Linked DNA regions of Mus musculus: all the other regions are linked to region 3. A link is a loop called in an ENCODE intact Hi-C map of the cell type or tissue named here. Cell type or tissue: left cerebral cortex. All regions are shown on one strand. Each heading gives the region's core, and the rest is flanking DNA. Links, peaks and the distances in the headings are about the cores only. Region 1 overlaps Tlx1 (T cell leukemia, homeobox 1). Region 2 holds the start of Gm41856 (a long non-coding RNA gene). Region 3 holds the start of Kazald1 (Kazal-type serine peptidase inhibitor domain 1).

Region 1 (9,698 bases), core at 887-8,886, 83 kb after region 3:
AGATATCAGCATGGGCCTACTCTGGGGAGTCATAGTCAACTGTAGCGTCAGGCCTGAAGGAGGTTCTGAGAGTGTGTGACTGTAGTCCTGTGTTGCCCCGTGTCCTGTTGCTTGTCTAGGTGTGCATTCTCTTCTGTTGGAGTACAGATCTGGAAGTTTGTAGCTATATCCGCTGTATGATGGTGAGGCTGTGACTGAGACCAGAACAGGCCCTACGGCCTGGAACTCTGATCACCCTGGGCCTCCTACTTTAAGGGGTGGCCCTTTTAAGTTTAGTGGCTGAGACTGAGGAGGAGAGATGCATTGCTGTCCCTAGGTAAGGGAGAGGGGAGTCAAAGAGGAAGCGGGTGGGATCTCTGAAGCCCCGGGCTAGGGAGATTTCCTAAGTGGCAGCTAGGGGACCCGTCAGCCTGGCGGGCAGGAGGGAGCCCTTTGCGATCCTGGGCTGGAGGTGGAGGGTTGCCGGGTGGATCACTGCCTTGCTTTTAGGGGGTACAGCCAGTGCGCTCTGACTCGCGGGGTGTCGGGCCTGGGACGCCTCCTGACGCTCTGCCGCTTGCCTCTGCCGTCTGTCTGTCTCCCGCTCCAGTGGCCCTCTCACCCTTCACTGTAACACGCCGTATAGGTCACCCCTATCAGAACCGGACGCCCCCTAAGAAGAAGAAGCCGCGCACATCCTTCACGCGCCTGCAGATCTGTGAGCTGGAAAAGCGCTTCCACCGCCAGAAGTACTTGGCTTCGGCGGAGCGCGCTGCTCTGGCCAAGGCGCTCAAAATGACCGATGCGCAAGTAAAAACCTGGTTCCAGAACCGGAGGACGAAATGGAGGTGAGCTCACGGGGCGGACTGGTGGCTGAGGAGCGGGCTTCCTCTGCCTCTCTCGGGTTGCACGCACTCCCTCTGCTTGCTGGTTTCCGATCGGTTTAGACGAGTGAGCGCCTACAGTCACTGGAGACCACAAACAACGAAGGGCAGTAGCCTGGTGGGGTTGGAGAATCTTTCCTGTGTTTTAAGAGACGCTTCAGGGCTTTCAGGACAGCACTGTCTACCCTGGGTAGACGCTGCTCATTTCTGCCGCTGAGGCAAATGGGCCTATAAACCAGTCTATGCGATCTGGATTTCAATACTCAGGGAGTCCTTTAGGGGCTTTTGATTGCCCAGCCTGCCTTTACCGGGTGGAACCTCCCCTGACCCTGAGCGGTGCAGACAGAGGGAGCCGCGCCAGGTCTCCGCGCTCCAGCCGGACTCTCCGCCGAGCGTCTGGGGCCCCGGACCGCCGGCTGCCGCTACTTACTGCTTCCTCCCCAGGCGCTTGAGCTCTGCGCAGTCGTCCCCCATCCTGGAAGGGGAAAATCAATCTGCGCCGGCTGTGGCTGGGATTCTCGGGTCCCACTGAAAGGGGGAGGATCAATTAGAAGCAGATGGGTGTGAGGGAGGAAGAAAGAGACATTTTCCTTCTGTCATCCACCGACGACAGCGCTCACCACGCTCTCATTTTCTTTTATCCCCCCCCCCCCCCCCGCATACACCTCGGCCTTCCTCATCTTCTGCTCACCTTTCCCCCCAATTATTACGAATATTAGGCCACCACACACTCTAAGCAGCTTTATTCCCTGAGCTCCGTGCACCCCTGAGCCTTTCCACACTCCTCTGATTCTCCCTTTGCTCCGGGGAGTCTCTGAGCTCAGACCCTGGGGAGGTGCTGTGGCAAGAGTCGGAACAAAAATCGGAGGCGCCGCTCCGGGCGGGCCTAGAGCGGGAGGAAGGAATTGGAGTTTCCTCTTTTTCTGAATGAAGGCGAGGAATCTGCCCGAGATTCCGCCTTCGAGGCCACAAAGGAAGCCCGGGCCCTGCGACTCCTCTGTCCCCCACCAACATTCCTGTGGCTGGGGAAGGGGTGGGGAACCTGGTTTCAGCCCTTTGGAAAGCTAGTTAAAGGAAGAGCTGGGCTAGCTGAAGAGGGTGGCTGGTACCCCCGAGTTTTCGACGGTGGAAGGGGGGGTGGTGCTTAGAAAGCCAGCCACAGGCGAGGAGGGGAACTTAACACAAAGGGAAGGGACAAAGATGGTCCATTTTAGAAGAAAATTATAATAAATATTTTTAAAGGTGGGGCGAGGGGTGCGGGAAAAATGAAAGCAGCCAGAAATCTGTGTGTGAAGGAAGGTATCTGATCTGATCACTTAAAACGTGAGTTTTCACTTCGAACAAATTCCCCTAATTCAGAGGAAAAGAAGGGGTGAAGAAAAAAAACATGGGGTAAAACAGAGCATGGAGGAAAACATTTGGGTAGTTTAAAATTCAGGGAGACAGGGAAGATGAGAGAGAGAGAGAAAGACAAGGAAAAGTCAGAAAGGCGCTGTGAGAACAGGCGGGCGTCCACCTCGCCCCGGGAAGAGCCGTGAGCTTCAAGCGGTTTCATCGATCGCCTACAAATTGCTTCTGGAGGCCCCGGGGACTCCCATTAGGTCTGTCCACCTTAGAGACAGACGTTTGATCTCAGTTGACAGGGTGGAGGGGCGGCATTAAATGGAATAAGTGAGTCACAGCCTCTCTAGACCGCCTGGGAGGAAGCTGGTGAGTCCGGAGAGAGCCTAGGGGCACTGGGTTTGGCACCAGAGGTCTGAGGCCTGGGCCAGGCTGGAGGTGAGAAAAAAGAGGCACGTCTTTGGGGCCTTTCAGGCTTGGGATAGCATCTGGGCTTGGGATAGACCAGTTTATCCATGGTGTGCCCTTGAGAGTGTAGGCTATGTGACTTAATGGGGGAGGCCCAGGAGTTTTGGGCTTTTTCATTGCTCCTCTGGGACTGGGACATTTCTGCTCCATCCATTTTTGGGGTTTCCAATGTTTTTGTCAGGACCCCCAAGAGTGGAGAGTGCCTTAATGGGGCCATAAAGAGCTGAGGGGTGCCTAAGGGGCTGTCTCCTGGGAGCTTGCTCCCGGGCCTGCGCAGGCGCGCGGGAAGAGGGTTAGAGTCCTGGCTAGTAATTGCTTGTTCCCCACGCAGGCGACAGACAGCAGAGGAACGTGAGGCCGAGAGGCAGCAGGCGAACCGCATCCTCCTGCAGCTGCAGCAGGAAGCCTTCCAGAAGAGCCTGGCCCAGCCGCTGCCTGCAGACCCACTGTGCGTGCACAACTCCTCGCTCTTCGCCCTGCAGAACCTGCAGCCGTGGTCTGACGACTCCACCAAAATCACCAGCGTCACGTCCGTGGCTTCGGCCTGCGAGTGAGGACCCAAGGCCCGTTGAGGACTTTCCGGAGAACCAGAACTCTCGACACCCTTTCTGACTGCACGCAGGAGGGAAATGGGGGGCTTCTCAGCAAGGCTCCCAAGCACCGCCTCCACTCCCCTGCGGACACTTCCTGTCTTCGGTGGAAGAGGGCTGGGGATACAGGCAGAGACATCTTCCCAGAAGCCTGTGTGATCCTGCCCTCACTCTGGAACAGTTCAGAATCCTCTGTTTTCCTCTATTTCATAAAATTTACTGATTTTTAACATGGGACAGAGAGACCCAAAGGAAGTAGGGTCCGGAAGGCTTCTGGGATCCCCAGGCAGCCATCTGTACTAAAGCTGGAAACCTCTCTGTTCCTCTCCTGGGAGGAGAGCCCGGAGGTCCACACAGAGGTGATACCACTGTCCCTCCTGGTGTCACCCAGAGCTACACACAGGGGCCTATCGCAGAGCATCAGTGCACACACAGGATCACAGCAAATGACCCTTGTTGTAGGGCATAGTCTGGGGTGACTCTCAGACTCACCCAAACAGCACGGACCTCAAACACACGGCCATAGTCACACTGTGACACACACAACAGCTAAACTTGGTCTGTCAGGCCCTCAGCCACACATCCCAGCATCACCCAGGTCACCCAGGTCACCCAGGTATGCACAGACAGGCTTTCACATAAATGCAGCCCATTTCTCCAGATCCTGTTTGGGGAGGGGGGTAAGTTATGCCCTTATAAGTTATGCGCTTATAAGGTGTTTTCTGTGTAACCATTTTATAAAGTGCTTGTGTAATTTATGTGGAAAAATAATAAAAGCCTCTGGATCAGGACTCGGGGCTGTCTCCTCCCTGCCGAGGAGCCCAGCGTTTTACAGCTCCTTGGGTTTGGTGCAAGATGGAGCGTCAGAAACAGCAGCAAGTAACCTAGATCCGGGGAAGGGATGGGTGGGCAAGATTATCAGAGAGAGGGAGAAGGTGACACTGAGGGGAGCCAGGCCATCCAGAGTTCGAGAAACTGTGGGATAGGTGTCTTTGGGAACGAGAGCTGTGTGTTTTGTGTGAGCAACCAGCCTGTTAGTGTTAGTGAATGCTTGTAATGAGATTTGAAGGCGTGATTATGTTCGAAGTTCTAGTGTAAAAAAATGTTTGTTTCTCCTTAAGTTGAGCTTACAGTAGTGGTGTGTGTGTGTGTGTGTGTGTGCGCGCGCGCGCGCGCGCGCGCGAGACCATGTAAGAATGAGCCATTTGGGGGGTAATTTTGTGATTATCCATGTTTTAAGATTGTATATGGATCACGTTAATATGGTGGAAGTACACATTAGTTTTCCTTTGTGAATCTGGTTTTGTGGTAAATGTGTTTCAGAGTGTGTATCATCTCTAATTGTATAGGTGTAATTAAGAGCGAGGGATAACCACGTGTGTGTGCCTGTGTGCCCTGTTTTCACTGTAGGGCAGGTACTTGTGCATGGTGATTTTAATTGCAGGAAGTGTGGATGGTGGTGGGAGGCTGGCCCTGCAGGTGAGAGTGTGTGGCTAGGTGTGAGTAACTGCAAGTCAGCCCTGATGATGCAGGGGGTGGTGTGTGTGTGTGTGTGTGTGTGTGTGTGTGTGTGTGTGTGCACACTTGAGGTTGTGAGGTGAGTGTACAGGGTACACTTCAGGGTGCTCCACATCTATGAAGGAGTGCAGGAGCTATGTTCCTTTCCTAGCAAGACAGGACACCGAGTCAAAAGTATAGCCAGAATCTTCCCTAGTACTCTACCTAGACTCTCAATACCAGCCCGGACTATCAGGAATCTATGAAAGTGAACTTCCAAGGACCTTGGGGCCAGAGCAGTGGTTACAATACCCACACACTCTCATCTCTTGTTTTTTTTTTTTTGTTTTGTTTTGTTTTGTTTTGTTTTGGTTTGGTTTGGTTTGTTTGGTTGGTTGGTTTTTTTTTTTTTTTTTTTTTGAACTACCAGACCAACTGTAAAACAACAAGAAGAAACTGATTTGGGCCTGGGAGTGGGAGTGGGGTGGAAGAACTCACTGGGAATTAAGTAAGAGATTGGGAGTTGGTTCTTTGGGGGGGGGGATTTTGTAGGTGGGAAGTTCCTGTGGTTGGGGTCTGGACAGTCACACAGAACTGCCTACACCAACTTTACCCAAGCCACTGTTCAGTGGCTGTTGGCACTCATGGCAGGTTGTAATACAGGGACCAAGAGTCTACCACCTAGAAAGCCCAAGGAAAAAGAGGCTGGGTAGGCTGGGGGCTTGCTTCTCTGAGACGCCCTCATCCAAGGAAGGGCCTCTTGGTTCTGAGTAAAAAGAAAACCCAGGATCCCTGGCAGGCTTTCTTGGCCACAGGTGCTCTCGGACTGGCTTCAGCAAGCTCTGTATTAGACCCAGGAGAGGGTCCATGTAATCTCTAAGGAGCAGTCATTCAAAGACGCAACACCCAGTACCAAGCAAAGTCCAGAAGTGACTTCCCAGAGCCGTGAGTTTTTTTTTTTTTTTTTTTTTTCTAAACTGGACCAGACTGGCTGCCTCTAAATTCGGTGTGGGGCTGCAGCTTTAGATCGCCACCTTTATCTCTTCCCGGGTGTTTCCCATCCCCTCCGTTTGTACCTTTGAAATATGGAAGAGTCTTCTGTGTGCGACCTGTGCCTTTTGATATCCTGGACAAGGTCGAGTCCTTTCTTACTGGAGGGCCCCGATAGATATTTCCTCTCTAGGCTGTCCAACTGAGGAACTCAGAGGTCCCAGAGCCCAAACATAAAAGTCCCCCAAATGACTCCAAAGCCATTCTCACCTTCTCTTGAAGAGAGAGAAGACAAAATTGGGCACCCATGCCTGATACTTTCTCCGTCTTCATAGCTTTGTCCTGGCGCTCATAATTGGACCAGCAGATGCAAGCCTTAAGCCCCGCTGCTGCTCTTCGATTCTGCTAAGTTCTGGGACTAGAGCATAGTTTATCCCGGGTTCATTCCTTGCGCCGCGGCGGATGCACGAAGTCCAAACGAACTATCCACAGCGCCTGCCTGCTCCGGGCCTCTGGATTTCGCTCTCTCCTGGGACTGCTTGGGGATTCCCAGGCCCTGGGCGAGGCCTCCCAAGGGTATCAGACTTCAGGAAGTTTGGGGATCCTTGAGGCCGAGAAGCAACGCGGTACTTTTCCCTCTCCGCAGGGAATTCGTTGGGCCCGAATCTCAGCGAATCCCGCGTGCACCGAGCGCTCCCAAGCGCTGCAACCTTAGGAAGGCGGTGGCCGGGCCAGGCCTGCACAGAGCTGCTGCACCCTCCCCTCAGGAGGGTCAAGGCCAAACGCTCCAAGAAAAAATAAACTCGAAACTCTCTGTTTTCTATCATGTCTGTCAGAAACTCTGTTTCACATAAAAAAGAAAAAAAAACAGAAATGGGAAAAATTATCTAAATAATAACCTGTGTGTAAAGGCATTGAGAGAGGAAACAGAAGTAACAAACCTGTCTAGGCAGAAAGGCCTATTTCCTTCTGAGGTGTGAGTGAGCCTGTGGCAATGACCAAGTCCCCAGCGCAGAGTCCTGGGCAGCCGCTAAGACTTTGTGAAGTCTGTGGCCCCAGGAATCCAGGAGGAGCTGAGGACCAAAGAGCCCCCAAGTTGTGCAGTGGGCGACACACAGAAAATCTGGCTCAACCTGCTAACTATAATGGAGGCTTTGTGTGGCCAGATCTGTGCTTGGGGGCTGTGCAGGCACTCTCTGGTGGATGAGTATTGATGTCCTCCCGTGACTTCCCGGGAGGTGCCCTGCTTTAGATAAATGTCCCTTTGTGGCCTGTGAGTTACAATACAGGTCAGTGGTTCTCCACCTTGTAGTGCTGTGACCCTTTGATACAGTTTCTCAGTAGACATGTTTTCGTTGCTGCTTTTCAACTGTAACTTTGCTACTGTCATGGATGTAAATATCTGTGTTTTCTGATGGTCTTAGGTGACTCCATTGAAAAGGTAGTTCAGCCCCCGATCTTGACTCCACACAGGCTGAGAGACTCTGGTATAGGTAGTAGGCTTCTGAGACATTTAAGCAGGTGCCTGCTACTAAGCTAAGGCAGTTGGGGCTCAGCAGCTGGAAGTGCTGGAAGGTAGCTACTCCTTTCCTTAGAGTCCCTGAGCTCAGACCCGGGTTTCTCCCACCCTGGAACTTCCCCATTCCTACTTTAGTGTAGTTCATAAAGGTTTCCCTCCCTCCCAGTTGCTCCCACCACTATCCCAGCTTGGCCAAGACTGGCTTTGATTTACTTCGAGCCTGTTTGGCTCGCAGAAGCCCTCTCTCAGGTACCCACACACCATGCTCTCCTCTGGGTTCCTGGTTGTGGGAATTCTGATGGAACAGGCTGGAGCCAGGACGGGTTTTCCAATTAGCCCAGAGAAAACCTGGTGTGACCTAGACCTGGAGTGGTGTTGGATGGGGGATGGGGAAGTCAGGTAAGCATAGAGAACTAGGGATACCCCACTTGTGCTGGGGAATGAGTATAAATGTGCTCACTTCCTTCATTCCAGCCTGTACTCCTGTATACAGCCTACAACATCCTGGATGTGCAATGTTGCACAAGAGGAGCCGCGGGTGTGTGGAGCCAGGCACACACAGAAAGCACGTTTCACTGCCGGGACTTGTGGTTACCCTCTCACAAGCTGATGCCTGCCACAGTGCCTGGCTAGTTCCACAGGCTCTCTAGGTCTTCCCCCGATTCCCCTAGCCCAGAGGGAGGAGGGTCCAATTCTTGCAGGAGGGCCTGGGGGTGGGGACTTCCTCCAACCCAAGCTTCAGCTTTCTTATTGCAGCCCTAGCAAGGAAGAAACCCTGAGGTCCCGTGGTTGGTCTTGAGGAGGCCAGGCTGCCCTGAATTCTGGAAGAAGACCCCAGAAAATCCCAGACCTTTCAGTGCCCCCTACCACCTCCTGCAAAGCCCGAGATCCAGCTCCTTGCGGGAGAAGGTGGAAGGGGACGTGGGGATCGGGGCAGGTGCAACGTCCCAGCCGCAGTGCGCCTCAGAAAGGAAGTCTGTCCTGGGAGCTGCTGCTGTTTTTTTTTTTTCAGCCCTGGGGTTTCAGACCCCACATTTCTTCCTGCGCCCAGGGAGGAAGGCACCTTGTGATCCAAAGGTGGCCTCTAGCTTTAAAAAGGGAACTAGACCTTGCTTAAACTCAGAAACTCGGGACAAATGGGTTTCCGGCGCCCTCTAGGGGTCACAGGAGGAGAGACGCTTTGAGTAAGCTTCTGAGGCGAGTCAGGGCTGGAGTGGCTTCTTCTGGATCAGGCACAAAAGAATAAAAAATAGTACTAAAATTTAGTATTGTGGCGCACTTGCAGTGTTCCGAGTACTGAACTAGAATATAAAAATACTGTTCGTTCCTAAACACCGTCGTATGAGACAAATATTATTTTCCTTTACATACATCTGGAGAAGTTAAAGAACCTTGCCTGAGAGCACTTGGTTGGTAGGCAAGGGTTCCAGCATTCAGAGTCCATCTAACGCTGGAGCTAGGGTATTTGGATGCGATGGCCAAGTGCAGGGGCACAGTGGATTGAGGAGGACTGGAGTGAGCGAGCTCTGGGTTGGGGCTTGTAATTTGGAAGGACCATCCAGCAGAAAAGTGAGCTGGGCATTTGACCTCTAGAGATCTGGGAAGCTCACCTCCAGCCCAACCCAGTCTGCTGTACACACACATGTACACACACATACATGCACACACACAACATGCACACACACAACATGCACATAGACACATATACTCATACACATACATACATATACAAAAACTCATACACACATACACAGATACACAGACACACACATGCACAGACACACACAGCACACACATATACACACAACACACACATACACAGACACACACAGCACACACATATACAGACACACATACACACATCATATATATATATATATATATATATACATACACAGAGACACATATATACATACATATGCACACTTGCTTATACACGCATACACATACATACACAGACGCACAGCACACAGACACACAGCATGCATATATAGATACACATAGCACACACATACATGTACACACACACACACACACACACACACACACACACTTCTTGAGCTTGTAGGCTCCATTCTGTCAGGCCTGAGACTCCACACACACACACCTAAACGAGCCCACGCTTTGGGCTTTGCCCAGCTGGTTTTGACTCCTTTCAGGAGCCTCTAGGATTGGAAGGAGGATCCGATCCGTCTTCCACAGTCCTTCCTCTGTTGCTGCCTCTGGGTCTCACACATGGGAGGATCAAACCAGCAGAAAGTTAAAAATAGAAGCAAATGAATCATACTTTATTAGACAAAAGAACGGAGAACCAGGAAGGAAAATCCTTCCCCTTCCATCTGCTCATGCAAAGCTAGCATGGGAGAGGCCGCTCTGGGATATAGGGTGGAGGGCGATGGGAGTGAACAGGATGGTGAGAGCAGGAGGGAG
Region 2 (9,698 bases), core at 1,203-9,202, 470 kb after region 3:
CTTCTGCACTGTCTTCAGAGCCCCAGTGCCTCCTGGCTTTTGGGTCAAGACCAAGCCAGGGAGTGACATCAGCCATTCACAGCATGCTTTCAGCACCCATCCTGAGTACTGTGGGCAGGGAACCTGGGTCCCCTGGCTCACCCTATTCCCAGGGCCCCTGCGGTGTATCTGTCCTATCCCAGGACAGGACAGGGAGGCCAAGGTGAGCAGTGGGCAGACAGGCAGGCTGGTGCCACATGCAGGGTTTACAAGCTGCCCGGCCAGCCTGCTGGTGCTCTGGTGGGCGTCATGTCGAATCTGTCCCATTATATGGACAGTTGAGTTTAATAGTCATTGTGTGATCACTCCAAGCCCAGCAAACATGGCGGGGCAACACCCCCTCCACGCGAGCCGCCCGCTCCCCAGCCACACGGCCCATCCGTACAGTAAATTAAAAATATGAATCACTTCTCCCCACTGCCTCCCCAAACGCTTGTCTTGTCAGCCTCTATGTTGCCTTCATTTGTATTACCTTAATTTAATGTTAATTATGGTCTTCATTTACAAGGAACAAGCCAGCCCCGCTCTGCCAAGGGACCTTCCCCCTCCCCCTCTGCCCAGGAGGGAGAGGCCTAGGGAGAAAGGGAATTTGGGGGGGGGGCTGCAGAAGAAATAAGGAGGGGAGTCAGAGAGAGGATATGAGATGAGATCTGGGCCATCAGGGCCTGGTGGCCTTTCTGGGAGGGACTTGGGGGACCCCCACCTCCCCATATGCCCTGTCCTCAATCATTTATCCATTCTATAGCTACTTACTGAACACCTAATATGTGCCAGGCAACGAGAGACCAGCGAGATGGGGGAGGTGTCTGCTTAATAAGGGCTAATGGGGTCCCCTCTGCCACCCTGAGGCGAAGGAAGGAGAAAGCAGCATCAGGAAGACAGCCATAGCCCTTCCGGGAGTGGGCTGGCACCTGGCCCACCCAGAGGGCACAGAACACAATGGCTCCTCTTTCCTCCAAGCTCCTCTGCTGGACCAGTACCATCCTTTCACCAATCAGCCTTGTCCTTCTTCCAAGAGGGAAGTTCTTTTGGCAGTCTTGACTGAGTCTTTCTTGCTACAGATCAGTCTAGGCTAAAAGCCTGAGCAGGGCCAGGAGTGGAAAGGTGACTCTTGGGCTGGTTCTGGGAGGTGTGGAGGAAGGAGCCCATTGTCCTGCCAACCACTACCAGGCTGTCCTGTCCTGTGGCCTCTCCCCAAGTCCTTGGGTCTAAGAATCCCAGGGGGCCTGATTGTGACATTTTGGTAACTGCTGGTGGCCACCTGCAGGTCAGTAGAGCCCGTGGGGGTGTCAGGCAAGTCCACAAAGGGAGCTGGCAGAAGCCACCTGCGTGCCCCCACCCCCAAGGCTGCGAAAAAAGATCTGCAGCTGGGAACATCTGCTTGACGAGGCCCTTTCTGCACAGGCTGTTACATAGCCATCTCTCAGGAGTTCTGGTCCACATACATACAGAGAGATGCATGTGCCCCCCCCCCCACACACACACAGGGTTCATTGCCCCCCCACAAGTTTCATGTGTTAATGTGTATATGCACGAACGCGTGTCCAGCAGGCCCATGTGCGTGTGCCCCCCTCCCGCTGTCAGCAGTGCTGATGACATTGGCAGAGGAAAGTGATGACAAATGCCGGTTATCAGCGAACGAGGCCGATGACAAATGGGCGGGCGCCCGAGCAGCCCCATTACGCTGTAATAACAGAAGATGGATGGCCTGGCGCCCCCCCCCCCCGCCCCACCCCCACCCACCCGCGCCGGTAACGGGAGCCGATCCGACTCCGCCCGCCGGGGAGGGAGCCGCGCTGCGGCCGCCCGCTGCCAATCCCGGCCGACGGAGACGCCCGAGCCGGGAGCGGGGAGACCACGCGGCCGCCCGCGGCGGAGGAACAAAGCAGCGCGCTCAGCGGGCGCAGGGGGCGCACGGGGCGTCCCGCCTGCCAGGACACGCAGCTGTGCACACACATGGCCTGCACACGCGCCAGCCGCCTGTGTCCTTGCACGGTGCACCTGCGGCTCTTGTCCAGGCACAACCCCAACCTCGCAGGGCCAGGCACACACACGTCCTTTACTGCCTCATGGATCTGGGTACATAGCTATCAGCATAAACTCAAGCTTAGAGCCACACGTACCCACGCCCCTCGGATTCGTGCACATTCCTGCAGAGACGGTTTACAAGCTAGGAGTGGTGGTGCGCACCTCTATTACTAGCACTAAAGAAACTGAGGCAGGAGGGTGGAGAGTTCCAGGCAACCTATGCTTTAGCCAGACCCAATTGAAACAAACAAGCAAAACAGGAAAGAGTCTGGGATGTCATTTAGTTGGTCTAGTATGTGCTTTCCTGGCAAGCCTGAAGCCCTGGGTTTGAACTCTAAAACTGCATAAACTAGGATGCTGGCACAGGTCTGTAATCCTTGCACTTGGGAAGTAAAGGAGCAAGGTCAGAGGTTCAAGGTCACCCTCAGCTACTTATCAAGTTCAAAGTCAGCCAGAGATACAGAAGAGACCCCATCTTAAAAGGGGGATGGAAGAGAACACACTTAGATTGCAGTGTGCGTGTGTTCCTTGTATGACTGCACACACACGGTACCGACATCTGGACGCGTACAGCAGAGATGTGTGTGCCTGTACACAGGCCTGGCAGGCTGCTCAGTATACAGGAGTCCAAACCTGAACACACAGGCAGAAGATGTCCGCAGCCGCATCAACAAATATTAACTGAGCCCCCGCCATGCAGGTGTCAGCTGGCACTGGCAGAGCTCTGATGATGAATAGGGCACCATCCCGTCATCTAAAACGCTAGGCTTGCTGGAGGGGCCAGACAAATGGCTATGAGTGAACGTGAGAGTGATTTGTGCTTTGACCCAATGCGTCGTTTATTATGTGGAAAATCAAGAGCCTTCCTGGAGGAGACGGCCGAAGGAGGGAATTTTCTAGAGGAATTGAGTTCCAAGCAAGAGATATAGCAGCAGAGGCATGTAGGGAGAAGCAGGGTTAGGGGGTGGGGCTTGGAGTCCAGGTGAGTGGTACCAGCGACAAGAGGAAGGTTTTCCCAGGTTCTGTAGCAGGGGGCTCAGGAGGACTGAGAGAGAGTACAGCATCATGTCACTGGATGGAAGGCAAGCAGGGCTCACTTCACGGACACCCTGTGCAATCCCAAGAAGCTCGAGCCTGCTATGTTAGTTCTGCTATCTCCATCACGAAACTCCTTATAACTTTTAAACAGGGTATCCTATGTTTTGATGGACCTTGAATATTAAGCAGCTAAACCTGGAGCTGGGACCCCTGAGGTTTTCAGGATGAGGTGGCACAGAGGTTTGGAGAGCAGTAAGTGGTGCCTGTGGCTTAGAAAAGGGAAAAGGCTGGAGGTGGAATAAGGGATGGGTGGACATTTAGGACCACTGCCTCCTGTGTCGATGCCTTTGCCACTCCCTTTACATAGCTGTCCTTCGGACTCCTCGGTGTGGCCCCTGCTCCTCCAGCACAGGGCATCCATCCATGTGCTCTTGGTCCACTGAATGAATCTGTAAATGCCTTGATAGATGTTCCCACAGGAGTCCACCTGTGACACAGAGACTGTCTGGCACCCTCAGGCACGAGGCCACTCCCACTGCCCTGCACGTCCAAGGCAGTTCTGTGGGTTTAACAGGTTTAATCTAGATGCAGAATGTTCTTGTCTCTGTGTCTTTGGGTATCTTCTTTGGAGTCAGAGCTGACAACAGTTAAGGGGGAGCCAGCAGGGGAAGGACCAGGACCCTGGGGTGGAGGAGTGGGGAGATTATGGTTTAAAGCATTGAGTCAGATGGCAGGCCTCAGAATCTCCCTCTGCTGCGTCCTCAGTGAGAGCCCTTCAAGGTGTCCCCACACAGGCAGGAGACAGAAAAGCCCACATTGGCACCTAGGCTCTGCCTTTGCCTGCTGTTTGAGAGGCAGGAACTCGAGGCAGGTCTGGATTGTTTACATCCACCCAGGGCTCTAAAATAAAGTGGGAGCTGGGCATCTCAAACAGGGTCGAAGAAGTTGGCAGATTTAAGAAAAGGAGGCACTGGTCCATTCCCCAGATAATGCAGACATGAGTTCAGATGCCCAGCCACCCCAGTTCTCATGCAAACAGGAAACCCCCACCCCCACCCCCACCCCCACTCCCACCCCGGGCAAAGTGTCTGGAAAACAGAAGCAAACACTGACATCCTGGGAGCTGGTGAGGAAAGGAGCGAGAGGACATAGAGAACTGGCCGAAGAAAAGAGACAGGGAGAAGTGGGGCCAGCTGACTACCGCACAGCCTTCCTCCCAAGGCTCCTTCTGGCGTGCCTGGAGCAATTTCAAATGCCTTTACTTTCTCAGAAACTGACTTCCTCCTAGGACCCACACAAGTGGCCCTCCCCTTGGGGTTTCTGCAGTGTGTTCAGGTCTCACCCCACCCCCATTTCAGCTGGCTTAACCACCAGACCTGTCAAGGTCTTGGCCTTGGGGAGCCTCCCACCCTTGCAAGGAGGCTTCAGTAATGACACCAAGTGGAGGATGGGAAGGGGGCAGAAGGGATGGGCCTCGGCTCTCTCTCACTTCACTTTTTCTGTAGCGTTATTGACCCGTCATTAGTTATCCGTCCAAGGTCGCCAGGTCTGGCCCAGCCATAAATCACCGCCGCTGGGGGGGGGGGGGGGGCGGGGGCGGGGGGGGGGGAGAAGTTGGGGGACTAGAGGAGCGAAGGAGTCAGTGCTGAACGCGGCCCGGAAGGGTAGCAGCAGACGTCCCTCAGGCTCATAGGGACCCGCCCCAGCCCTTGTGACCGTCCTTCTCGGCTCCCTCCCAACCCCGGGCTGCCCAGCGTGCCTGTCCCTCGGCCACTCTCTCCTGTCTCCGTCCATCTCTTTCACCGCTGAAGTGTGTTTAGATGGCTGCGCCAAGAAAAGGGTAACCAGATTGTCCTCGGTCATCTCCCTCATAGCTCTTCCAGGTTATAGCTTCCATCAACAAGAACAGAAATCCTGAAGGGGAAACTGAGGCACGGAGTCCTGACCCGAGATGAGTCTGAGAAGAAGTCTCACCCGATTCTCTCCTCGGTCACTTCAGTCCCTCCCTACTCCAGACGGATGCTGCAAGGGTCTCTCCGCCCTCAGAAGGGAGTGGATCTGCGTCTGCACCGGGCGGGACCTGCACTCGAGGAGCCGGACCCTTTCCCTAGCGCCCGGGTCCTAGAGGAGCGTGGCTTGGCCCTCCTCTCAAGAGCTCGCCCGGCTTAGCAGCGGACCTCTTCGCCGGTCCTCGCGCACCCTCTGCCGGCGCCTCTCAGGAAACGCGCTCGCTGTCCCCGCCCTGGATATTCCCGTCCCGTAGGACAGACGGAGGGCAGCCGGGAGCTCTGCATGCCCCTGCTTTTGGAACACTCCTTGCACCAAGATTCCAGAAAATTCCTTTGTCTATTCAAAACTGGAGGAGCGAGGACAAGAGAGCTGAACTTGAGGCAGGCCAGGCTCGGAGCATATGGGTCAGTCATCCATCACCTGCCACCTCCCTAGAGACCTTGGCAGGCCAGGTAGGTCTCTTCTGGTAAGGAGGGCCAGGGGGGTCCTGAGACACCAGAGCCTTGATTCTCTAAAGCAGTGGAGTAGGGCTTCAAGTCTTTAACCTATGGGGTGGGAAGCTGGGGTGTTCCCATAGGGAGGAGGGACAGTCCCAGGGTTCAAGGTTCTCTTTCTGGAACGGCCTTCTGAGAGTCCCCATTATACTGCTTGAGAGCACACAGCTCAGGGTTGATTCCTTCCCAACTTGGTGTTTGACTGGCCAGCAGGGAGGGTGGGCTGACCAAATTCAGATTCCCTGATCAAACTGAACTAAAAGTATTCCAAACAATGTCAAGAAGGTCAAAGGGATGAGACAGGATCCATCAGAGGCCCCGAGGAGCTGGGAGTTAGGAGAAGACGTGTCAGTGTCGCAGGGCAGGACTCCGAGGGCCCTGTCTAGGTGGAGCAGGCATATATTGGTTTGTCCGTGTGTGTGCTCCACTCTGGCAGGCCTCAGGAGGTGGCATTGCCTTTACTCCTTCTTTCATGATGGTGTACACAACTGGCCATTCTCTCTCAGAGCAGGAAACTCACGAATCAAAGCCCAGGTTTGAGCCAGACTGGTGGGGTAGCCTGTAAGACTCCACCTTCAGGAGGCTGTGTTGAATTCTCATTTCACAGGCAGCTGGGGCTACCATAGTGAAACCCAGTCTCAAAGCCAAACTGAACCCTGGTTTCAGGGCAGTCAGCGTCAACTCTCTCTGCAGATTTGAGGGACGAGAGGAAAGGAGGGGAGACAAAAGGCTCAGTGAGATCTGTGCGGAGCGGAACAAGGGAATCAGCTGGGCGGAATCACGGAGACCTGAGTGACATTCATCTCTGACACATGTTGCATGACTTGGGACAATAAAAAGAACCTCTCTGGGACATGTGTGTCTGTCTGTGTACAGGCATGTACGAGCACAGATGCCTGCAGTGGCAGCGGCTTTGGATCCCTGGGAACCAGGGTTTTAGGCAGTCGTGTGCTGCCTGGTGTGGGCACTGGGAATTGAACTCAGGGACCGGGACCTGATAGAGCAATACATGCTCTTGACCCCTGAACCATCTTTCTAGCCCAGGACTCAGGCTTTCCATCTGTAAAATGGAGCTGGGCGGTGGTGGTGCCCTTAATCCCAGCACTTGGGAGGCAGAGGCAGGCGGATTTCTGAGTTCAAGGCCAGCCTGGTCTACAAAGTGAGCAGAGGCTACACAGAGAAACCCTGTCTCAAAAAAACAAAAACAAAACAAAATCTAGCTGGAGACTGCATATCCACATGTAGGGCTGAGCTAAGTAGGGCTTGGTAAAACTGCTGAAATAAACCAGGTGTGTGGCACAGGTAGCTCAGGGCCCTTCCCCAAGTCTCCTTTTATAGCTTGCTCAGTATTAACTGGTCTTTCCAGCTTTCTAACAAGTCCCATGGGACCCCAAACTTCTTTTTTCTTGGTATCCATGTCCCATGAATAAATTTTTGAAATGCCATTTTGGGAAGGAGAGACACGCTTTTTTTGGGAAGGGTGCCACACAATCAGACCACTCTGCTTGCTCATGTCTGTGTGCTGGAAGTTTCTGCAGAAGCTGTCTGCACGGGTATAACTCTTGGTTAGTGCTCACAGCGACTCCATCCAGGTTCCAGGCTCCACAGATGCACACGCCACACACTGAAGTGCTTACAAGGATCTGATTCCATGATCAGCCGCAGAAGAGACGGAAGAGTCTGGAAACTGGGAGCAATTATTGCCCTGGGAAATCTGGAGGGCAGGGAGCTGTGTGAGTGGAGTCTCCACACCTCCCCCAGCTTCACCATTACAGGAGCTTCCTAAGGCTCCCCTAGGCTTTGTGCATCTCCTCTAACTGCTACACAGTACACGTTCACACTCTTGGCCCTTTCCAACAGCCGTGGTGCAGGGCAGAAACTCAGGTCAGGTTGCCTGAGCTCGCTACTTAGGGCCCCACAGGCTGGATTGAGAGTCCTGGTTATCCTGGGATCCCAGTAGGGCTCTAAAGAAAAAGTCCTCGCATGCCCACGTTTGTGGCTGGCAGCATCCGTTCCTGATGGCTGTGGGGACTGTTTCTTGCATCAGCACCACTGCTCCTTGAGGCCCCCAGAGTTCCTGCTCATGCTTCAGATCTCTCGTCCACCGCCCTTCCACCTGCCACCAACCAGAGGCAGCTCTCCTTTTAAGGGGCTTGTATGGTTAGATAATGTCCCCTTTGCTATGTAATACAATATAACCCCAGGGGCTAGAGAGACAGCTCAGCAGTTAAGAGCACTGGTTTCTCTTCCAGGGGATCCAGGTTCAGTTCCCAACACCCACATGGCAGCTCACAAATGTACATAAAAATAAAATCATTTAAACACACACACACAAGCCGGGCGTGGGGGCGCACGCCTTTAACCCCAGCACTTGGGAGACAGAGGCAGGTGGATTTCTGAGTTTGAGGCCAGTCTGGTCTACAAAGTGAGTTCCAGGACAGCCAGGGCTATACAGAGAAACCCTGTCTCGAAAAACCAAAAATCAAAACACACACACACACACACACACACACAGAGAGAGAGAGAGAGAGAGAGAGAGAGAGAGAGAGAGCTCACACCCTAGAGCAGAATGCTCTGCCCACTCTCTAAAGGCCAGGTCCCTAGGGACCATGCTCACCACTCCCAGCCTCTCAGGTATACACATCCTTCTGTCCCTAGTTCCAGACCTCCCAATCTATGTGGAGCACTGGACCAATCACTGTTCATGTCTGATCATCAGTTTCTGCATAAAATTGGCAGGCCTTGTGCCTAACAGAACAGGATGTGAGCAGCAGAGGGGACTGTGCTCCTTTAGACTGGAGCCTCCACCCAGGGAGGTGCAGGATGGGGGACCTCCTAGTGAGACTCCACCCACAGCCCAGCCCAGCCCAGCCCAGCACAGCCCAGCACAGCACAGCCCAGCCCAGCATAGCCCAGCCCAGCACAGCCCAGCACAGCCCAGCCCAGCATAGCCCAGCCCAGCATAGCCCAGCCCAGCATAGCCCAGCCCAGCCCAGCATAGCCCAGCCCAGCCCAGCATAGCCCAGCCCAGCCCAGCCCAGTCCAGCCCAGCCCAGCCCAGTCCAGCCCAGCCCAGCCCAGCCCAGCCCAGTCCAGTCCAGCCCAGTCCAGTCCAGCCCAGTCTAGCCCAGCACAGCCCTGCACAAGTGTCCGTGTGTTGTTTCCAGACATCCTGATAACTGTACTGAGAGAGAGTGGTCAGAGACCCATGGTACCCACAGGAACCCTCGGACCTGGCAAGGTGGCTCATCTCTAGCTGAGGGAGTGCAGTGGGACAAGGATCAGAGGGTGACCAACTCTGTTTCAGTCTCACCTCCTCAGCTTACCCTGTCTGCCCGTGTGGCTCAGCCTCCGGGTCTCTAGCAGCCTTCCTGTCCTTCTAACCCAGCCCTGGCTAGCCACTTGTAGTTAATGTCAGCTTCCTGAGGCCTGTGAGTTCCTATCAGTCTTGGGAGCCCCCTCCTCCCCAAGGAACACAACCCCATCTTTCTCCCAGGCTCCCTCCTGCTCTCCCCAAGGGCCAATTTTAGTGCAGTACACAAGCTTCGCTTTGGGGGTCATCTCCCAACCAAGGCAGAGGGGCTGGAAGAAGACCATCCTGACTCCATCCAAGCGCGGGAGCTGGGTAAGAGGTGGGGAAATGAATATTAATTTATCATGATTAGGCAAATCCGGCAGGGAGAGCCGATTCAGGCGGAGGAGGCTAAAAAGATGAATTTCAGCAATAAAATTAAATAAGGACGGACGGGCGGCCCCTCCTCCCTCCCGCTTTGCTGATCTCTCTCTTTCTTACAATTTATGAGGCCAATTATGAAGATGGGGTTGGAAGTTCCTGGAACTTCACTAAATGCAAACGGCGGTCCCTGCTGTTCCCATCAAATTAATTAACCGCGCGCTATTGATGGCCGCTCAAGGCTGACGCAAGCGGTCCGCCCTGCGGTCTCCACCATGGACACAGGGACCCAGAGCTCCGAGTCCAGTCAGGACTCCCCTACCTTTCTAGTCCCTGACCAGCACAACCAGGGTCCCCTGACAAGCCCACACACCTGCCTGAGCCCCTGGTGACATGGGGACTGTACCCAGAGGCTA
Region 3 (9,698 bases), core at 1,004-9,003:
ACGAGCTAAAATATGTAATTTGTTAACCTCTGTGCTTGGCCCCTGGGACTATTTGCTAAGTGATAGCTTTTGTTACCATTGCAGTGTTACAGCAGAGGGAACCATCTAGCCCAAGGAACACAACAGTAAGGCTACAGGAGCAGGCAGGAATCCTAACTGAGGAAAGCAGACCAAGAAGAGACCACTGTAGGCTAGAGAAGGCCAGCTTTATCCAGAAGAGCATGCGGTATTCACGTGGACTTGTAGGCCAGGAAGTACACATGTGGATCAGACATCAGTCTCAGGTATTATTTCTCAAGAGCTATCCCTGTCTTTTTTCTGTTTGCCCACCCCACTCTAGATAGAATCTCTCCGTGGCACCTGGTGCTTGCCAGTTAGACTAAGTTGGATGGCAGAGAGCCCCAGGAGATCCATCGTGCCTGACCTTTTTCTTGAGTGCTGGGGATTTAATTCAGATCTTCTCGTTTTTTTGCAAAAAGCAATTTACCAACAGAGCTATCTTCCTGTACCCCTAGGACTCACTGTTGCTGTTGCTGCATAGGATCAATTCTCCAGTTTTGTTTGTTGTTTATCCTTAAAATAATCAGGCAGCATCAGAGACTTAGGCATTAGCTCTAATTTTTCTTTCTCCCTAGCTCCACAATAGCTGGAAATTCCCTTTAAGAGATTTGCAGGGGCTAAAGAGATGGCTCAGCAGTTAAGAACACTGGCTATTCTTCCAGAGGACCTGGGTTCAATTCCCAGCATGAACATGATGGCTCTCAATTGTCTGTAACCCCAACTTCAGGGGATCCAACACCCACATACACACATACACCCAGGCAAAACACCAATGCAAATGAGATAAAAGTAAATAAGTCATAAAAAGACATATTTTAAGAAAACACTGACCAATTCGGTGTCTGAAGGCTGAATTCACCCCAGTTTTTTTCCCAAAGAAACATTCCCGATAAGTGAGTTACTAGCAAAGCTGACTTTGGTAGCCTAGACCTTTTTTTTTTTCTTTGCATAGACTTGTTTTTAATTTTATTCACACACATGTATCTGAATGCCGTTGTCCATGGAGGCCAGAAGAGGGCATTCGATTCCCCAGGGTGGAGTCAGTGGCCTGACAGGAGGACTGGGAACCAGCTCTGGTTCTCTGACGGCCCCAAGTGTGGGACCACTGAACAACCTCTGAAGCCCTAAGGTAGCTCATGTTCTAAGTCAAAATAACTTCTAGGAGGCCATCCCAGGCTTTGGGGCCTCTGGCTCTACCCAGTGCAGAGGCGAGGCCTCATTGTCTGGGGCTTGCAGGAGCTTAGCGCTCTTAAGCACTCGATCTGGGGTCACAGCAGCCTCCTCTCTTGTCTGTCCATCTTGCCTTTAAAGTCTGTAGAGAGAAGTGTGACTGGTAACAATCAGGGGACACAGCAAGCAGTTTTGCTGAGTATTGTTTCGAGTGCCTCCTCCTGTTACCTTTCTTCCTATGTCTTGCCTTTGGAAAAAGGGACAGAAAAGGCACAAAGTCACACTGGGTTGTGTGAGGCTGAGAATAATCTTATGTAAGGTTTACAGACTTCTGAACGTGCTTGGTTGGTGTAACAGTTACAGTAAGATGCTCTGTGGCGATCAGGATTCTACAATCCATTGACGACATCATCAGTTCTCCTTAGCCCTTGAGAAAGCACCCGCCCCTTCCTGTTTGGAGTTCTGAGTACCGTTTGCAGGGGCGCTTTTTGTTTCAGCAAGCTGGGCAGTGCCGAGGAAGCTTGCATGCTAACTTATGCCCCAATTCTCCTCTCCTCAGAAGCCAACATTAGTCGTTCGTGTGTGTGTGTGTGTGTGTGTGCATGTATGTGTGTATATACATGCACACACCACACACACGTTTTTTGAATGAGGGACTTATGGACCCAGTATTCTTTTTGCTTCTTGTTGGCAACTGTCATCTGTCTGGTTTGAGTTTGTCACCCCATCATGGTCTTTTCCCACCATTTTCAGCCCCTTCAAGGCTTAAAGGACCCTGTGGGCCAGTCTTCGAGCCTCTGCTGAGATGGCTTGGCCTGACAGCATTTCCCTATATCCTCCCTAGATCCTAGGTCATGGTCAATCCTTTGTGGTCCTCTTCATGTACAGATGCCACTCTGTAAAAGCAACACATGTGTAGACAGACCTGTGCTCATTAGAGGGAGCAGCTCTTTATATTTGGCCAGCATGACAGCGTCCACCCATCTGGGGATTTTTGTCTTCTGGGACTCTTTGAGGAAGGCTACCTGACGGTTTATGGTCTTTTACCATAACTCCAGGGCTGAGTAGTCTGTGTGCTGACAGCCAAGGGAAAGGGGCCAGACTTCATTATATCCACAGAGAAAAGGCTAGAGGTAGGATGTGAGCCTGGAGATGGTTACAAATAGATTTTACAAACATGTGTGGAGAATAGGATTTCTTACTGCCCTGTGTGGTCTTGGTAGGGCTTTCAGGAAGATGGCCCCTTCCTTCCCTCTCGGGGACTTAGAGAATCTAATTTTCAGTGCTAGGGATAAATAAAGGGTACATTAAGGAATGAGTTGTCACTTCTGTGAGTTTGAGGCAGGCTTGTACTACATGACAGGTTCCAGGACTACATAGTGGGATCAAGAGAACAAGGGAGCTAGAACAGCAGATGGTCCATCGGGTTAAAGCACTTGCTGGGCAAACCTGACATGCTGAGTTCAGTCCCCACATCTGATGGCAGGAGAAAGGACACCACCACCTGCCCCGCCCCGCCCCCACCTGAGTTGTTCGTTGGCTTCCGCTACTCAACTAGCATCTGCACTTACAGACACCAATTACACATAATAATTGTAACTTTAAGGAAATGTAGAATACTTTAGATACTCCTTCTAACTTTATTCTTATGAAAATTGGTCATCAGGTGGTCAAAAGCAGAAGAGATATTAAAGGTTGGGTGTGGGTGACAGAAAGAAACTGTCCTGAGAAGGAGGAAGGAGGATAAAGAAACTGTTGGCCTGGTGTCTGTCTAAGATGTCTTGAAATCTGTTCAGCTTGCCTGAGTGCCTAGGTATTCCAGAAGCAAGTTCCTGGCTAGTCTAGTTCCATTTTATAATGTTACTTGTAGATAAATTACAATATTTATCTTCCTATCTGACCCTGCTTTCTGTATTTATTTCAACATCCTAATTTACCTAAAGAATAGTCACTATTCATTTATTTGGGGGGGGGCGGTATGGGAGACTGGCCTCTACTCTTTCATTATGAAAATAATTTTACAAAATAAAGGATAGTGAGAGTTACACGCAGCCTCATTGCAAATTCTCTGCTCACTGATATTTATGATACATCTTTATACAGTTGTGGTGTCTACATACTTATCTTAATCTTATTTTCTACTTTAATGAGAACATCTATTTGTCATAGTAGACCAATATAAAGCATTTCATCTTAATTATCGATCTTGAGCCCTTCTGACTTAATTGATTCTAATATTCATAGGAAGCAGGGTTCATCTGTATCCATTTTGTCACTGTGAACCATGTGTTTCACTTCCTTCTCAAATGACACCCCACCATCCTCCATAACTGTGCCCCACCAAAGTTTATGACGTAAAGGCTATAGAGTGAGTCCTCCCAAGTCATCCTAAGGGTTTTTCCTGTTGTCTGATTTTTGGAGACAGGGTATTGTGTAACCCAGCTGACCTTCAACTCCCTGGTTAGGCAAAGATGGCCTTGAACTTCTGATTCTCCTGCCTCTACCTCCTGAGTTCTGGGATTCTAGGTATGTGTCACCATTACTGGCTTTCACCATAAATAAAAGGGGGGGGAGGGGCTGTGGAGATGGCTCAGTGGTTAAGAGCACCAGTTCACCTTCCAGAGGACCTGGGTTCAATTCCCAGCACCCACACAGCAGCTCCCAACTGTCTATAACTCCAGTTGCAAGGGATCTGATGTGCTCACCCAGGTACACTAAACACCAAGGCACATAAACAAGATTAGGGGTTTGGAGAGATGATAGGAAGGCAGGACACTTGCACCAAGCATGATGCCCTGATTCAATTCCTAGGGCTCATGGGGTGGAACAGAACTCCCATTCATGTGCACAGAGTGTGTACAATGCACTCAAACACGCGCAAACAAAAGTAATGTAGAAAAATACTCGGGGGCGGCAAGATGGTTCAGCAGGTAAGGGTGCTTGCTATGCAAATCTGATGATGACTTCAAGATGGAAGGAGATGGACTGAGTCCTGAAAATCATCCCGAGCTCCAAACACAAATATGTCTACACTCATATACATACACACCATAGGCACAAACCAGTAATAGATATTTTAGAAGAAGATGAACTATCAGGTGTTCATCTGAAGCACACCTCGTTCATTGATATGCCTGGCAGTAACCGCATCATGTGGACTAGAAGTAATTTCCTTTGCTTCAACAATAGGAAGCTAGGGCTGGAGAGATGGCTTAGCAGTTAAGAGCACTGACTGCTCTGCCAGAGGTTCTGAGTTCAAATCCCAGCAACCACAGGGTGGCTCACAACCATCTGTAATGGGATCTGATGCTTTCTTCTAGTGTGTGAGAACAGCTGCAGTGTACTCATATAAGTAAAAAAATTAAAAAAAAGGAAGCTTGTCAAACCGAGTCAACGTTTTAAACGTTTAAGTAACTCTTTTTCTGGTGCCCACGGTTGCTGCTTAACGTGTTTTAGAACTTCACCTGATAAAGTGCCGGACAAGAAGCACCTGGAGACAGGAGTAGCTAGGCTTTCAAACTGCCCTATGCGAACAAACTCCTTTCTAAAATATTATTATTGGGTCAGAGATACTGCTCGGTGACAACAGTTCTGGCTTAACTCTAAAAGTCCCGGGTTTAATCATCAGCAACGCAAGACTACTGTAAGAACGTTTTCAAAGTATAGACAGTATGCATTGTCACGAGTCGCAGCTGCTGCAAACCCACCAGAGGGCGCTCGTTCTCCGTCGAGTTAATCCCTAGCCTCTCATTAGTGACTGCATCTTTCAGAACCAGGGAGTCTTTCACTTTTAAAGCACAAATGCTTCCCAAGAACTTCCTTAGCAGTCGGTCTCGGGCGGGGGGTGGGGGTGGGGGTGGGGAGTACAGAGACAGAAGACACAGTGATTCCTACTAGAGGCGCGAAGACTAACAGTAAACGCCGGCAACGATTAAGATGGAAAGCGTGTCTAGGACCCTGACGCTGGGGATTTTGATAGTGGCTCCTAGGGCTGAAAGCTCACAGTTCCTCATTTAGACCTGGACAGCTCCCACTCTACATCGGGCAACGATCACCGCCCCCAGTTACAGCTAGGGACCTCCCCTAGAGTGTCTCCATTCCTCCACCAGGCAAGCCCTCCTCGCGCCTTTTCCAAAACATCCTGCAATTCTCGCTTCACTTCTGCTCCCAGGCCAACAGTTAACGCGTCCTCCAACCAAGGGATTGCCTAGCACCACCATCGGAATCTGCCTGCCCTCGTTCTTTCCTGGCTTAAAAGCCGCGGGCTTTTCCTTTTCTAGCTTGCCGTTGGGATTCTCGCGACAATCCCGAAACCTCGCGTGAAATTCGCTTCCCGTCTCCTCGGAGTTTGGGATTGCCTGTGTACAGCTCTCTTCTACCTTGTCGGAACCCCTCTGATCAGAGGCAGCGTCTCTGCTGACTGAACGCTCCTTTGAGGAGGGCTCGGCCAAAGTCAGAACTGCGCGGTGACTGCAGTGCTTCTTCCTCGCAGGGTAGAGCGGAGCCGCCGCAGGCCGCGGACGCACGCGCAGTCAGAACCTCTGACGCCTTCTGGGCGGGGCCTATATAAGCCCCACCCTTCCCTTGCCTAAAAGCCCGGTTTCCTTCTGCTCCTCCTCCTCCTAGGAGCTTGGATTGCGGTTTTTGGAAGCTGTTTGGGGGCCGGCGGGGGCGGGGCCTGCCATTCTCGGGGTGGTGGGCGGGCCTCCGGGGATGCTTTGCTTCCTGCCCCTAACCCAAAAGTGCCACCGTGGCGTTGGCGGAGGTCTCCAGACTGAACACTTTTGGCCCCGACATGCTCGAATTTTGCAACCTGTAATCCGGAGCCCAGAGACGCCCTATGGGGAGTCACCCGCCGGCCTTGCTGCGGCCGCTAGTCAGTTCCGACCTCTAATCACCAGGCTCCTCCGCGGGTTCAAGCACCTGCCCTATATTGGGAGGGAGGTAGCCAGATGTGGATGGCAGCTGGAAAAGCTTATAGTCTAGTCTGCGCCCCAGTGGAGAGACTGGGTGAACACAGCTGCAAACCGTGCCCAGAGGAAGCTGGCCCCGAGCCTGGCCTCCAGAAACGCCCATAGTGTTGAAGTCAATTTTACATTGAGTAAAATTTCTTAGCCTTTCCTTCTTTCTATATTGTAGCTGTTTGCCGCTCTCCAGACCTAAATCAGATGAGACAGGACCTGAGGCTCAGCCAACAGTTTGAGCTCCTCGGCCATTCCACCCCTATTCTCTTCTCATAGCCTTTGCTTTCCCAGTGGCGGCGTCTGGTTACGCGGCTCTGTACACTCATTGTGACTTTGGGCTAGGGTCGAAGTGAAAGGCCCAGGAGGGTCCTTGTGAGACTGGATAAAATTATCGGCCTCGGGGCCAGGGAAGAAGGCGGGTATTCGACATCTGGGGGCGGGGAGAAGAGGCGGAGGAGTTTCTCTTTGAATCTTAAGTCTGTGGGCTGCCAGCGATCCCCTGACAGAAGCAGGGGTGGCCTGCGGGTCTGGCTGGCCGTGCATGCGACTCTTCGTTCCCTACCGTTTTTTTTTTTTTTTTTTTTTTAGGTTGGAAATCCCAGCTGTTAAGGGCCTAGTCCAAGGCACTAGGTGAGTCGCTGGTATGTCCCCAGCACCATCACCCCAACCTGAAGTTTTTACATCAAGTGTAGTTTTATCTATCTCTGGGGCAAAGATGCATCAGAGTTGGGTGGTTTCTGGAGGTGATGCTGGTGTGTGTGTGCGCGCGCGCGTGCATATATGTATGCATGTGTGTGTGTGTATACGCGTATGTCTGTGTATGGGTGTGTGCATCCCTGCATGGGTGTTAGTGATCATTCCCCGATACACTCTCTCTTTATTCCCTAGTCCCCAAGACCAGCTTAATCAATTACCAACTGGCATAAACCCCTGGGAATCACCAGGCTTCTTTGTTAGGGCTTCTAGTTGGCTACAGGGTAGCAGAGGATAGAATCAAGCTTTTATACAGCCTTGACTTTATCTCTGACCTCCAGACCTGGCTTCCCTCTCCTGGCAGGGTGCCACCTACGCGCCGATGCCCCGAGTGTTCACAGGGCTTCCAGCTAACTATGCTGCACCTACCTTGGCGCTGTCCTTGCTACTACCATTATTGCTGGTGGTGTGGACCCAGCTACCCGTTAGCGCGAGGCCGTCCACAGGCCCCGATTACCTGCGGCGAGGCTGGCTGCGGCTGCTAGCCGAGGGCGAGGGTTGTGCTCCCTGCCGGCCAGAAGAGTGCGCTGCGCCGCGGGGATGCCTAGCAGGCCGGGTGCGGGATGCGTGCGGCTGCTGCTGGGAATGCGCAAACCTGGAGGGCCAGCTCTGCGATCTGGACCCCAGCGCTAACTTCTACGGGCGCTGCGGCGAGCAGCTCGAGTGCAGGCTGGACGCGGGCGGTGACCTGAGTCGAGGAGAGGTGCCGGAGCCGCTGTGTGTCTGCCGCTCGCAGCGCCCGCTCTGTGGTTCGGACGGCCGAACCTACGCGCAGATCTGTCGCCTGCAGGAGGCCGCCCGCGCTCGGCTGGACGCTAACCTCACTGTGGTGCATCCGGGGCCCTGCGAATCGGGTACGCAAGTCCAGGGCTTTTAGTACCAGGAACCCTGGCTCCCCAAAGGCACTACTCCCGGATCCCCGACAGCGTTGCTCTGTGGTCAGCAGAATGAATAGTTGAGGGAGACCATGAGCCTCAAAGGCTGCCAACTAAAAAGCAGGTTGAGATTTGTTGCCAGGTTTGAGGTGCCTAAGAGCTCTATCCAGGCAGGTCCTTGCAGGGACTGGCCTCCGAAGGAACAGGCACATAGCCAATAGCTGGGTCTGAACTGAAAGGACCCCCCTTCACCCAAAACTTTGCGTAGACTGCTGGAGCCCTGTGAGATGCATCCTGTTAACCCTGGCTCCCGCCTATCAGTTTTCTCACGCATTTAGGAATTAGAGAAGGGAAGATAGCTTCTTGCCTCTCTTGTCCCTCATCCTTTGGGTTGGGGTTGGGGATGTTCAAGCTTGTGGTTTTCGTTTGGCCACCCACACTTCCTCAGCTTTTACCTACTCTATAGTCTGGCTAGGCTGGAGTTGCAGTGGAAATAAATGCACTAGCAGGGGCGGGGGGGGGGGTCCCAACAGTTTTCTGCCGTGCAACAAGGAGGTTTCAGGTTCCCCTGCTGCGGTGTTTTTCCCACCTCCTCCCTCTCGGAGCCCAGATCCTGTCGTATTCTCACGACATTTGGAATGTGGCTGCTCTTCAAGCCTTTGGGAACTGGGCCTAGTTAGAAAAGGGGGAAGGAGGGAGGGAGGTGTTGGTTACACGACCCGCAGGAAAGGGGCCCTTGGGTAGAATGAGGGCAGCGGAGCAGTCCAGGACAGAGCATGTTTATCTAGCTAAGCTGTGGGTCTGTAGGCAACGTCTGTGTAATGGACACTGCTCTCTGTGCCTGTGCACCTCCGAACTTGGCTGTTGTGCCCTTGTGTGCATCCCCCCTACTTTTGTACGTCTCCTGGCTTGTGGCATATTTTGTTTGCAGATGCATGTTGCCCTTGGCATGCTTTGTGTCCCGCTCCCAACATATCCACATCAATTTGTAAATTGTGTCCTCCCCGAGCTGGATACAGCCTCCTGTTCTCAAGCCTCATATTTCCATCCCCCTGCCCCAGAGCCCCAGATCCTGTCGCAGCCTCACAATATTTGGAATGTGACCGGACAGGATGTGATCTTTGGCTGTGAGGTGTTTGCCTACCCCATGGCCTCGATTGAGTGGAGGAAAGATGGCTTGGACATCCAGCTGCCGGGGGATGACCCTCATATCTCTGTGCAGGTAGGGGACAGGGAGCAGGGGCATACTCCTTGAAAAAACAAAAACAAAAACAAAAAAACAGGACTTCTGCAGATGACCTTGCTGACAGCAAGGTCTGTCTCCAGTTTAGGGGTGGACCTCAGAAGTTTGAGGTGACTGGCTGGCTACAGATTCAAGCTTTGCGCCCTAGTGATGAGGGCACCTACCGTTGCCTTGCCCGGAATGCTCTGGGCCAAGCGGAAGCTTCTGCAACCCTCACAGTGCTCACACCAGGTAAGGGAGCCCTGAGCGCTGGGCACCAGGATGGGCTGCATTAGGACTCTTGGATGCCTGTAAGGAACAGGCTGCATGTGATTCGGACACACACGCGTGCCTTCCCATACACCAAGTCTCTCCCCTGACCCTTTTTCCTTCACCACGTATGTTTGCAGAGCAGCTGAACGCCACGGGATTCTCCCAGCTGCAATCACGGAGTTTGTTTCCTGAGGAGGAGGAGGAGGCAGAAAGTGAAGAGTTGGGCGATTACTACTAGGTCCAGATCTCTGCTTTGCAGGTGTGGGCATGTGGACAGAGCCCTGCATCCTTGCTGTCTAGAAAGCCCGGAGAAGACTGGAAAAGGCGAGCAGGGTCCTTACATGGATTGTTTAATGCTCAGTGTAGCCTCAGCTCATCTTT

Evidence for each region. A loop is a pair of places that touch in the nucleus more often than their neighbours do. Peaks named below come from ENCODE experiments on the same cell type or tissue, not always from the same donor. Only the 100,000 strongest peaks of a DNase experiment are listed, where the experiment ranks them.
Region 1: a loop joins it to region 3, with 4 times the contacts of the local background. A loop is called at or near these places in 18 of 42 quality-filtered maps.
Region 2: it touches region 3 in a loop (2.5-fold over the local background); 2 of 42 quality-filtered maps call a loop at or near these places.

Annotation. Positions count from the first base shown.
Region 1 is chr19:45,152,891-45,162,588 of GRCm38, forward strand. Tlx1 (T cell leukemia, homeobox 1) reads left to right here. Exons shown (of 3, transcript NM_021901.3): 2 at 626-827; 3 at 3,004-4,053. The coding sequence ends at 3,226. Among named protein-coding and RNA genes, the nearest start is that of Tlx1, 7.0 kb to the left of the region's middle. In left cerebral cortex, for the core only: a CTCF peak has its summit at 8,430 (motif pointing left); a DNase peak (open chromatin) is centred at 8,419.
Region 2 is chr19:45,539,885-45,549,582 of GRCm38, forward strand. Gm41856 (a long non-coding RNA gene) reads right to left here and starts at 5,149. Exons shown (of 2, transcript XR_001782646.2): 1 at 5,080-5,149; 2 at 2,882-3,786. It overlaps Gm19639 (a long non-coding RNA gene), which reads left to right and starts at 3,777. Exons shown (of 2, transcript XR_386758.2): 1 at 3,777-5,567; 2 at 6,217-6,462. In left cerebral cortex, for the core only: CTCF peaks have their summits at 1,936 and 5,316; DNase peaks (open chromatin) are centred at 1,341, 1,655, 1,929, 4,401 and 1 more place; H3K4me3 peaks cover 1,292 bases.
Region 3 is chr19:45,069,413-45,079,110 of GRCm38, forward strand. It overlaps Kazald1 (Kazal-type serine peptidase inhibitor domain 1), which reads left to right and starts at 6,675. Exons shown (of 5, transcript NM_178929.5): 1 at 6,675-6,824; 2 at 7,252-7,801; 3 at 8,884-9,044; 4 at 9,149-9,296; 5 at 9,455-9,698. The coding sequence starts at 7,270. The coding sequence ends at 9,555. It overlaps Gm35782 (a long non-coding RNA gene), which reads right to left and starts at 5,697. Exons shown (of 4, transcript XR_877888.1): 1 at 5,610-5,697. In left cerebral cortex, for the core only: CTCF peaks have their summits at 4,933 (motif pointing right) and 7,459; DNase peaks (open chromatin) are centred at 4,943, 5,774, 6,451, 6,986 and 3 more places; H3K4me3 peaks cover 3,389 bases; H3K27ac peaks cover 2,708 bases.